Regions from separate parts of the Mus musculus genome. Here region 2 is linked to region 1. The links are chromatin loops, found by intact Hi-C in ENCODE. Cell type or tissue: heart. All regions are shown on one strand.

The links. A loop is a pair of places that touch in the nucleus more often than their neighbours do. Peaks named below come from ENCODE experiments on the same cell type or tissue, not always from the same donor. Only the 100,000 strongest peaks of a DNase experiment are listed, where the experiment ranks them.
Region 2: a loop joins it to region 1, with 6 times the contacts of the local background. A loop is called at or near these places in 1 of 42 quality-filtered maps.

The regions. Positions count from the first base shown.
Region 1 is chr7:19,066,331-19,071,330 of GRCm38, forward strand. It overlaps Rsph6a (radial spoke head 6 homolog A (Chlamydomonas)), which reads left to right. Exons shown (of 6, transcript NM_031255.2): 4 at 759-903; 5 at 1,704-1,821. Among named protein-coding and RNA genes, the nearest start is that of Dmwd, 7.4 kb to the right of the region's middle. In heart, CTCF peaks have their summits at 2,593 (motif pointing right), 3,354 (motif pointing right) and 4,887 (motif pointing right); no DNase peak of the experiment used is centred here; H3K27me3 peaks cover 2,132 bases.
Region 2 is chr7:19,147,428-19,152,427 of GRCm38, forward strand. It overlaps Qpctl (glutaminyl-peptide cyclotransferase-like), which reads right to left and starts at 1,769. Exons shown (of 7, transcript NM_026111.3): 1 at 1,549-1,769; 2 at 949-1,092. The coding sequence starts at 1,758. It overlaps Snrpd2 (small nuclear ribonucleoprotein D2), which reads left to right and starts at 2,411. Exons shown (of 3, transcript NM_026943.1): 1 at 2,411-2,467; 2 at 3,791-3,970. The coding sequence starts at 2,466. In heart, no CTCF peak of the experiment used is centred here; DNase peaks (open chromatin) are centred at 1,934, 2,324 and 3,894; H3K4me3 peaks cover 3,024 bases; H3K27ac peaks cover 2,248 bases.

The sequences.
Region 1 (5,000 bases):
GAAAGTCTGGGCAGGAACCTGGATACAGGACAGAAGCAGAGGCCATGGAGGAATGCTGCTTACCGGCTTGCTCCCCATGGTTTGAATCAGCCTACTTTCTTATACAGCCCCAGACCACTTGCCCAGGGATGGCATCGCCCACAGTGAGTTGAGCCCTCTCACACCAACCGTCAATCAAGAATATTCCCCCACAGACTTGCTTGCAGGCCAATCTGACGGATGTTTTTTCTCAGCTGGAGTTCCATCTTCCCAGATGGCTTTGCAGCAGCAGCAGCAGCAGCAGACCAGTGCCACAGGCAGAAGCCACCACACTTGTGACCAAGGACTGATCCCCATGTATGGCTGAGAAAACGTGAAGTGGCTTTATGCTGTGTACCTGCCTCCATTTTTATTCAAAGAGCCATCATTGATCAGAGGGAGTTCAAGGGCATACACATGCACACCTACACACACACACCAATAGGAGTGTTAATTGGCTTGACAGAGTACACCAATTCAATGAGGGAGGCACAGGTGACTCTACCACTGTTGAATGACACTCCCTGAGCAGAAATACTGAGATATATATCCTTTATCAACAATGTGTCCAGTCATAGAAGCTGCTGTCCCAAGGCAGTTGCTAGCGCATAACTGGGGCAGCCTTTGGAGCCACAGGGACAAGCCCACTGTTCTAGGGGCCTATTTGGCCCCTCAGCTTCTCCCACAGTAGGCTAGGCTCTGTCTTAGGGCGCCACCTGACGTTGCTGTTGCATCCGCAGGGGCGCTGTACATGGGTGAACCCACTGCAGAAAACAGAGGAGGAAGAAGAGCTAGGGGAGGAGGAAGAGAAGGCAGACGAGGCAATGGAGGAGGTGGAGCAGGAGGTCGGTCCTCCGCTTCTGACTCCGCTCTCAGAAGATGCAGGTAAGTCCCTTCCTATCTGGGCAGGCGCAGTGCCAGCCTTAGCGGGGTTGGTAGAGCAGGGAGAGCAACACACCTGGAAGCACTGATGTCTCGCATCCTCTGAGCCTCAGTGGGGATTGCTTATGTACAGCGGGCATGGGAGCACAAGCCCGCCATCCGAGCATCGGGGAAGGAAGAAGCAGGAGGCTCATGAGCAGTCCTCAGCTCTACCAGGAGGTTGAGACTCCAGGCTGGGCCACGTGACACCGTTTGTATATGAGTACTCTGTTTGCATGTATGCCTGCATGACAGAAGAGGGTATCAGATCCCATTACAGATGGTTGTGAGCCACCATGTGGGTGCTGGGAATTGAACTCAGGACCTCTGGAAGAGCAGCCAGTGCTCTTAACGGCTAAGCCGTCTCTCCAGCTTGAGACCCTGTTTGATTTTGTGTTTGTTCGTTTTAAAATATTGATTGATTGATTGATTGTTTTTGTGTTTAAAAGAAACCCTTATGGGTCTGAGGGAACGTGTCCATCTTTTATCTAAGCGTGGCATGTGACAGTGACCATGGCCTTGAGACAAAGACTCTTTCTTGGTTTTCCCTTTTTTTTTGGGGGGGGGGAGCATCAGGGGAGAGAGGCCAGAGCCAGGGATCTCGGTGTGAGTCCTAGCTCTTGCACGGGGGGGGGGGGGGGGGGACGGGGACGGGGGGGGGGGCGATCCATCCCTTCTTTCCTGTCTCTCCGCCCACATGATAAGGCAGGGCGTGGCAAGCCCTGACCACTCCACCCCACCCCGCCCCTTTCCTTCTCCTACAGAAATCATGCACCTGTCGCCCTGGACCACCCGCCTCTCCTGCAGCCTCAGCCCTCAGTACTCGGTGGCCATCGTGCGCTCCAACCTCTGGCCAGGGGCCTATGCCTACGCCACTGGCAAGTACGCCGTTGCCCTGACTCAAGGGTCCGCCTATGGTAAAGAAATCTTATCTGCCAGGATCCATGATAGTTTCTCTCAAAAGACTGACAAGTCCCGCCAGGCATGGCGGCACAGGTCCTTAATCTCAAAAGCTGGGAGGCAGAGGCAGGCAGATCTCTGTGAGTTCAAGGGCAGCCTGGGCTACACAGAGAGACCCTGTCTCAAAAAATACATATAGGGGTTGGAGAGATGACTCCGCAGTTAAGAGCACTGACTGCTCTTCCAGAGGTCCTGAGTTCAGTTTCCAGCAACCACATGATGTCTTACAACCATCTGTAATAAGATCTGCTGCCCTCTTCTGGTGTGTCTGAAGACAGATACAATGTACTCACATAAATAAAATACATATAAAAGTTATATATAGCCGGGCGTGGTGGCTCACGCCTTTAATCTCAGCACTTGGGAGGCAGAGACAGGCAGATTTCTGAGTTCGAGGCCACCCTGGTCTACAAAGTGAGTTCCAGGACAGCTAGCGCTATACAGAGAAACCCTGTCTCAAAAAACCAAAAAACCAAAAAAGTTACATATACATATGTCATATGCAATGTATTATATATAAATAATATATAATAACACACATATATCACCTCCACTCCCCTTCCCGTCATTCATTCATTCATTCATTCATTCATTCATTCATTCAGTTTTTGGGTTTTTTTTTTCTGAGCCCTTCTTACCTTTAAATTGTCTCTAAATCCCTAAACCAGCTTGGCTGCAATCCCTGCTCTGCCCACCAGAGGGCAGAACTTTTCTGCTCTGAACTTGAACTTGCTCTGGGTTTTGTACAGAAGGAATTTCATGCAAACTTTAACCATATTCTTGTCGATTATTATTATTATTATTATTGTCCAGAATCTGAAAGTAGAGTTTTTCTAACCCTCCTATTCTATGCCAACACCACACATTATTTCTCTGTGTGGCCTTGGCTGTCCTGTAACTTGCTTTGCCTCAGAGGCCTACCTGCCTCTGCCTCCCCAGTGGGGGAATTAAAGGGCAACATTATTATTATTATTATTATTTTTTGGTTTTTTGAGACAGGGTTTCTCTGTATAGCCCTGGCTGTCCTGGAACTCACTCTGTAGACCAGGCTGGCCTCGAACTCAGAAATCTGCCTGCCTCTGCCTCCCAAGTGCTGGGATTAAAGGCATGCGCCACCACTGCCTGGCTCATCTTCTGCCTTTTTTTAAAAATTAATTTATTTTATGTATGTAAGTACACTGTAGCTGTCTTCAAACACCCCAGAGGAGGGTGTCAGATCCCATTACAGATGGTTGTGAGACACCATGTGGTTGCTGGGAATTAAACTCAGGACCTCTGGAAGAGCAGTCAGTTTTCTTAACCACTGAGCCATATCTCCAGCCCATCTTCTGCCTTTTTATAGAAGAATATACTAAACAAAGTCATGCATATTATTTACGTGTATTTTTTTTTCACGCCCTTGCATGCCCAGGTTACTTTATGTGCACCATATCATGCAGGCACCTTTGACAGCCAGAAGAGGGCGCTGTTGGGCCTCCAGGACTTGAGTTGTATGTGGTTGTGAGCCTCCTGGTTTTGGTGCCAAAAACCAAACCAGTGGGCACTCCTAGCAGCAGAGCCATCACTCCAGCTAAAGAGAAATTTTGTTTTGTTTTATGTGGGATTCTTCTTCTTCTTCTTCTTCTTTTTTTTTTTTTTTTTTTTTTTTTTTTTGAGACATGATCATCTGGAACTCACAATGTAGACCAGGCTGGCCTCAAACTCACAGAGATCTACCTGCCTTTGGCCCCAAATGCTGGGTTGAAGGCGTGCTCCACTGTCAGTGTGGAAGAATCTTTTAACATTAACTAAGGGTGGCTGAGCACACACGTGCCCTCATTTCAGCAGGGTCTCTGTGGCTATGCTGTGCTGTGTACTCCAGGCTAGCTCCTTGAACTTCCACACAAGATTGTCCTGTCTCTACCTCCCATATCTCCATCTGACTTTTTATATGGGTTCCAGGATCAAACCTGAGCTCACCCACTTGTGCTGCCGTCTCTCTGCCCCCCAAAGAGCCTTTTTGTTGCTGATGCAGGGTTTCACTATGCTGCCCTGGCTGGCCTTGAACTCTCAATCCTTCTGCCCCCCGCTTCTGGGGTACTGGGATTACAGGCGCATATCATCACACGAGGCTCTATAGATGAGCCTGACATGGTGGCACACAGCTTTAGACTCAGGGCAGGAGCAGGGGCCGGGGCCGGGGGCAGACCTCTGAGTTCAAGGTCAGCCTGTTCTAGAGTTCCAGGAAAGCCAGGGCTACCTTGGGCAGCTGCATGAGGGACCAACCCCAGACCCTTGTGGGGAAGGCAGCCAGGGATGCGACCGTGGGAACACAAGGACAGTCATCAGTTGTACAACACCAGTTACAAAGCAGATAAGCTCCTAATTGCATGCCTGAGTCCTCCGGGATTCTGTAGAACAGCAACCTTCATTCTTCATTCCACAGGGAAAGGAAGTGCCAGTGAGGGACAGACAGGAGGAATATTCTAGACCAGGTTTACATATGAAATATATAGGACTCACTGAGAATCTGGCAAAGATGAAAATTCTAGTTCTAACATCTAGTAAAAAGCCTGGGGTTCAGGCTGATTTTTTGTATTGTGGTGCTGGGATTGAATGCAGGGTTTAAGCCTGTTCTAGGCAAGTGCCCTATTGCTGAGCCACGCCCCCAACTCCACGCTGGAGGATTCTAGGCAGGGGCTCTACTACTGAGCCACATTCCCAACCTTTCATTTTACTTTTTTTTGGTTAGTTTTTTTTGTTTTGTTTTGTTTTTTGTTTTTTGTTTTTCGAGACAGGGTGTCTCTGTGTAGCCCTGGCTGTCCTGGAACTCACTTTGTAGACCAGGCTGGCCTCAACTCAGAAATCCACCTGCCTCTGCCTCCTGAGTGCTGGGATTAAAGGCGTGCACCATCACGCCTGGCTCTCATTTTACTTTAAAAAAATTTTTTTATATATTATTTATTTTATATATATGACAAGTACACTGTCGCTATCTTCAGACTCACCAGAAGAGGGCATCAGATCCCATTACAGATGGTTCTGAGCCACTATGTGGTTGCTGGAATTTGAACTCAGAACCTCTAGAAGAGCAGTCAGTGCTCTTAACTGCTGAGCCATCT
Region 2 (5,000 bases), 81 kb after region 1:
AGATAATGCTTCTGCTTCCAGAATGATAGGATTATAGACCCAGACCACCACTACACCCAGGTGTGGGGAGTGAGTTTCTCTCCCCACCTTCTCTTTTTCTCCCCCTCTCCCTCTCTCTTCCCCCGCTTCTCTCTCCCTCTCTCCCCTCATGTTGATGCTTCCAAAATCACATGTAGGCCAGCTTTCAAGGAACTCACATCCACCCTTTCCCTCTTCCTGTCTCTCTCCATGGTGCTGAGGGTCGGTCCCGGGTTTCCTGAATGATGCTTTTACAGCCACAGCCACAGCCCCCACTGGTGAATACTCGGCAAACTTTCTACCATTGAGCCACACCCCCATCCTCACATTGCATGATTCTAAGCATGTGGGGACATGCTCTAAGTTCCTCTTAAAACGTTCTCACTATCTGCCAAGCCTGTTTTAGGATCCCTATGAAATCAACGATATCAGTGACTGTCCCCATTTTGAAGATGAGGAAGCTGAGTCCCAAAGAGGTTAAGAAGTTAGTCCAACTAAAGTGGATCCTAAACACAGTATCTGAATGGCACCACACCACTAATTCTGAAGCCAACCTTCTTGGATTTTAATTCTAATTAGCTGTGGGACTTGGACAAAATGTAAAAACTTCAGTTTCCTCATCTGTATAGTGGAGATTATATTAGTTCAGACCTCACCAGAGAGTACACTGCTTCTGCCTAATATAGGATAATATTTAGTGGGGGTCGTATAGTGCGGGATTTGTGTACCACCAAGAGAATCTAGTCAGGTTCACCTGCCGCTGCAGCCACCACCACCACCACTCCCCTACCCGCCTACTCCCCATCTCTGTCCCCCGACCCCCATCAGATCACTTCTGCCTCCTGGCTGTTTTGGGATCTTCGGAGCCTGAGTTCCATTTCCTGACAAACTGGGGAAAGGAAGTTGGGGGTTGACAATAAAACCCTTTACCTTTCTCACTTGGAGATTGCCAGAACTACCCGGGGGTCGCACAATCAATAAGGGACGCAGGAAAGTTCCCCAGAGACGCTGCGGATCCAGCTGCCCTACCACCAGCCGCAGCTTGGCTTCTGAAAGGCTTCCGATCAGCGGGACCTTGGTTGGGAAATGGGATGGGAAAAAGAAAAATGAAAACAACCCCATTCCCACCTTATCCTGGGCGCCGTTGCCTACTAGGAGTCCTGGCTCTTCCTGGTAATGCAAATCTCCAGCATCAAAGATTTCCTAGACTGGGAGAAATCTTCAAAGCAAATCTGGTCCAGCCTACCGCAGTCCTAACGAGGAAATTGCAATCGGGTGATGGAAATTTCTAAATAGATGGCTTGGGCATAGAACTCAGTTCTACCAGTGTTGCTATGAGGACTCGTCATCTTCAGTGGGGTCTATCACAAAACAAGCCTGAAGCCTTATTTTGTTGGGTAGGGGCACGCGCTCAAGTCATGGATAAATGGCACAGGCGGCAAAAGCCAAATGATAAGACCACGGTAACCTGAGACTCAATACGAAGGGAAAGAGGGAAATGACGCTGGCTGGGCACCAGCCAGGGCTCACCCGCAGATCCCGGCTCCGTGACATCTCCTCAACCCCAGGGTGCCAGCTGTTCCAGACGATATAGAAAGCCAAGCCCATAGCCAGCGCCAGCAGCAGCAGGGGCAGGAACTGCACTCGCGGCAGAAGACGGCGCTTGGAAAGTGAGGGTGGTTTCATGAGGCCACGATCCTCGAGCCGCTGCCGGGGCCGCCCGCGGCTCCCGGGACTCATGGTAGCTTTGCTCTGAAACCAATCCCGGTATGGTGGTTTGAGTTTTAGGCCAAGATCCGCCTCGCTGAGGTTACAAAACCCAATAAAGAAGCAGAGTAACTGCGTCCTTCCCTGAGACGATTGCGATTGGCTGTCCTAAGCGCCGCCCCACCCAAAAAGGAGGGCGGAAACCTTAAGGCCCGCCTCCACGGAAGAGGACCAGTCAATGGGCTGCGTCCGAATGTGCGAAACCTTCCAAGGCGCGGGGTCACGCCCCTCACGGAAGTCGATCAAGAAACTGTCGTTCAAGGAAAAAAGGGGCGGCATCCATCCCTAAAACAAGGAGCCGATTGGTTTACCTGAAGCCATGCCCTCAAGAAAAGTGTCCGAGGGTATTTGGAAATGGGGTTGTGTTTTCCATCTTCCAACTGGACGGTTTGACGGGAAAATAATTCTAGTCAGACCCCGTATTATTTTCCTCATGAGCAGACACCCTATTGTGATCCTCAGAAGCTTCAAATCCTCCTTATAGGCATTTTCTACAGGAGAGTGCAGCCTGAAGGGTCGCTATGGTAACAGGCCACGCCCACAGCCGCTGGTATTTGGTTGCGCAGGCGCCGACGGAAGTGAGCCGCAGGAGACGGAAGTCCCGCCCTTCTCGCCCTGTACGCCAAAGGCTGGAGCAACGCGCTTGGAGGCGGGAGTGATCTGCGAGCGAAACCTACACCATGTGAGGCCGGGCTGGGCTTTGGCGGGGCCGTGGAGATGGAGGTGGACAGTTTAGCTGAATAACGGTCGAAATGGGGTGTTTTTATAGCTGAGGGTAGAGTTCCTCGGGCAAAAGTAATGTTTTTCCTTCTGGGGTATTTGAGATCGGGCTTGGGGCCTCGCTCGGATCTTGAGTTCCGGAGAGGGGACAGCTTTATTCCATAACGGGCATGAGACTCTCCGAGGTCCTGAGTCTTGTGGAAAGGAACCATAAAGGGAAAGCTGAGTCTGATGGCACATGCCTGGAATCCCAGGCCTCGAGAGGCTGATGCAGGAGGTTCGCTAGTTGGCCTTGGCCAGCTTCATAGCGAGACCGCTTCCAAAAGTAATAGTAATTTTAAATGGAAGTGGTCTTATGAATAAAGAGCTTGGCGGGGAAGGAAGAACTGTTAGAAATAGTGAAAAGTATGGGACGTAACCAGGATAAATTAGAGAACCTAACTAGAGACTGTCAGAGTAGCAGGGTACTACAGTGGTTTGGTGCGTGTTTATTCATTGAGCATATACTATGTAGACTGCTTGTAAGTTAAGACACATGGTAAATAAAAGGTCCTTGCCTCCAAGGGGGTGGGGGAATCTCCCTGGTGCTTGTAAAAAGAGTGGAGTAGGAAAGCCATAGAGTAATAAATAGGTACATACACCTTAGATAATCAGGTTTGGATGGAGAATTGAGCAGGAAAGATATAATGCCAGTAGGTAGCACAGTAGGATGCATTGAAAGCCCAGTTCTTGGGATGCAGATTTAGCTCAGTGGACAGAGTACTTACCTACTGTGGGTACTGGGTTTGGTCCTTAACCACACACAAACTAGACATAGTGGCACGTGCCTGTACTCCCAATACTCAGGAGGCAGAGACAAGTCTGAGTTCTGGGGCAGCCAGGCTTCTACAGTGAGATGTTGTGGGGTGGGGCGGAGGTTCATGGAGAGAGATGATTGAAGTTTAGGTTGCGGATAGAAAGGGCCAAGGTTTGGATGTACCATGGTGGCAGATGACAAGATATAAGGATAGAGTAAGGTTTGAAAGAAGAATCAACTGCCAGGCATGATGGTGAGCCTCTGTCATCTCAGACCTTAGGCAGTGGAGTCAGGAGAATTGAGAATTCAAGGTCAGCGGTGGGTGGAAGAGGTTAGGTAGATGAGCCGGGGCAGGCTACCATGGAAATGTCTCTCCTGCCTCCAGAAAAGACTGCACCAGAAAGGGGGCTGGGGAGACACTGGACAGTGTGGCTTTGATCACGTACATTTCCAACTTGAACCCATCTCACCCCTGGGTTCTCTATCCAGGAGTCTCCTCAATAAACCCAAGAGTGAGATGACCCCAGAGGAGCTGCAGAAGCGGGAGGAGGAGGAATTCAACACAGGTCCCCTCTCAGTGCTCACGCAGTCGGTCAAGAACAACACGCAAGTGCTCATTAACTGTCGCAACAACAAGAAGCTGCTGGGCCGGGTGAAGGCCTTTGACAGGTGAGTGCTGTCTTGGGGAGGGCTGGGTCTGGGTCCGAGGGGCCTGAAGGAAAGGTCATTCCAGAAGGATAATAAGGTGGGCACACACGGTGACAAAGCACCTTTAATCTCAGCACTCGGGGAATCACTATGAGTTGGAGGCCAGCCAGTGTCTCATGGCACGACCTAGCTCAAAAATGTAGAAAGTGGCGATGCTTAACCTTTTTATAATACATATCTTACGTGTTTAGGTGTTTTGTCTGCATATGAGTCTGTATGCTATGGACATGTCTAGTAGTTATCAGAATCCCCTGGCAGGAAATTGGACTGGAATTTCGATATTTGATTTGTTTATCTGTAGACCAGACATCAGTGTCAAATATCTTGTATTGCTTTGTAGTTTGTTTTGAGACAGGGTCTTTACTATGTAGCTCGAACTGGCTACAGATGTGGCAGAGGCTAACCTTACACTTCTAATCCTCCTGCTCCCATCTCCCGAGCGCTGGGATTACAGGATTGCATGAAGCATGCCGTCCTGCTTTATTGTTTTAGTTAGCATGGGACTTGCCTTGTGACTTAGCCATACACATCTGGCACTGTACTTTGCTCTTATTCACTGTCCTCAAGCAAGCATTTGTGGAAAGAACTGATCCAAGTGTGAACAATGGCCACCCGGCCCCATGAGGACAGGACTGTGCAGCACTGGAGTGCGCGTGTTGGGAGCCGTGTCTAACCCCAGCACCCTAAGACCCTCTGGAGGGAGCAAGTGCTTCTCTCCTGCTGTTTCTCTCAGAGTTAGAGTTAACGCCAGAGCCAGGGCCATTTTGGTGGGCTTTACTCTGCTGGGTCCTGAGTTCTTTATTCATCCAATCTTCACACCAGCCCTATGAAATAGACTGTCTCCATTTCATGAAGGGGGAAACTGAGGCACAGAAGGGACACTATAAAGTGAAATCACTTTGCAGCCTGCCCATCCCCACTGTGGAGCCTGGGCTTTCCTTATGCCTGCTGCTGGAGAGTTCACACAGTGCCAGGCAAAGGTGGGCACTCG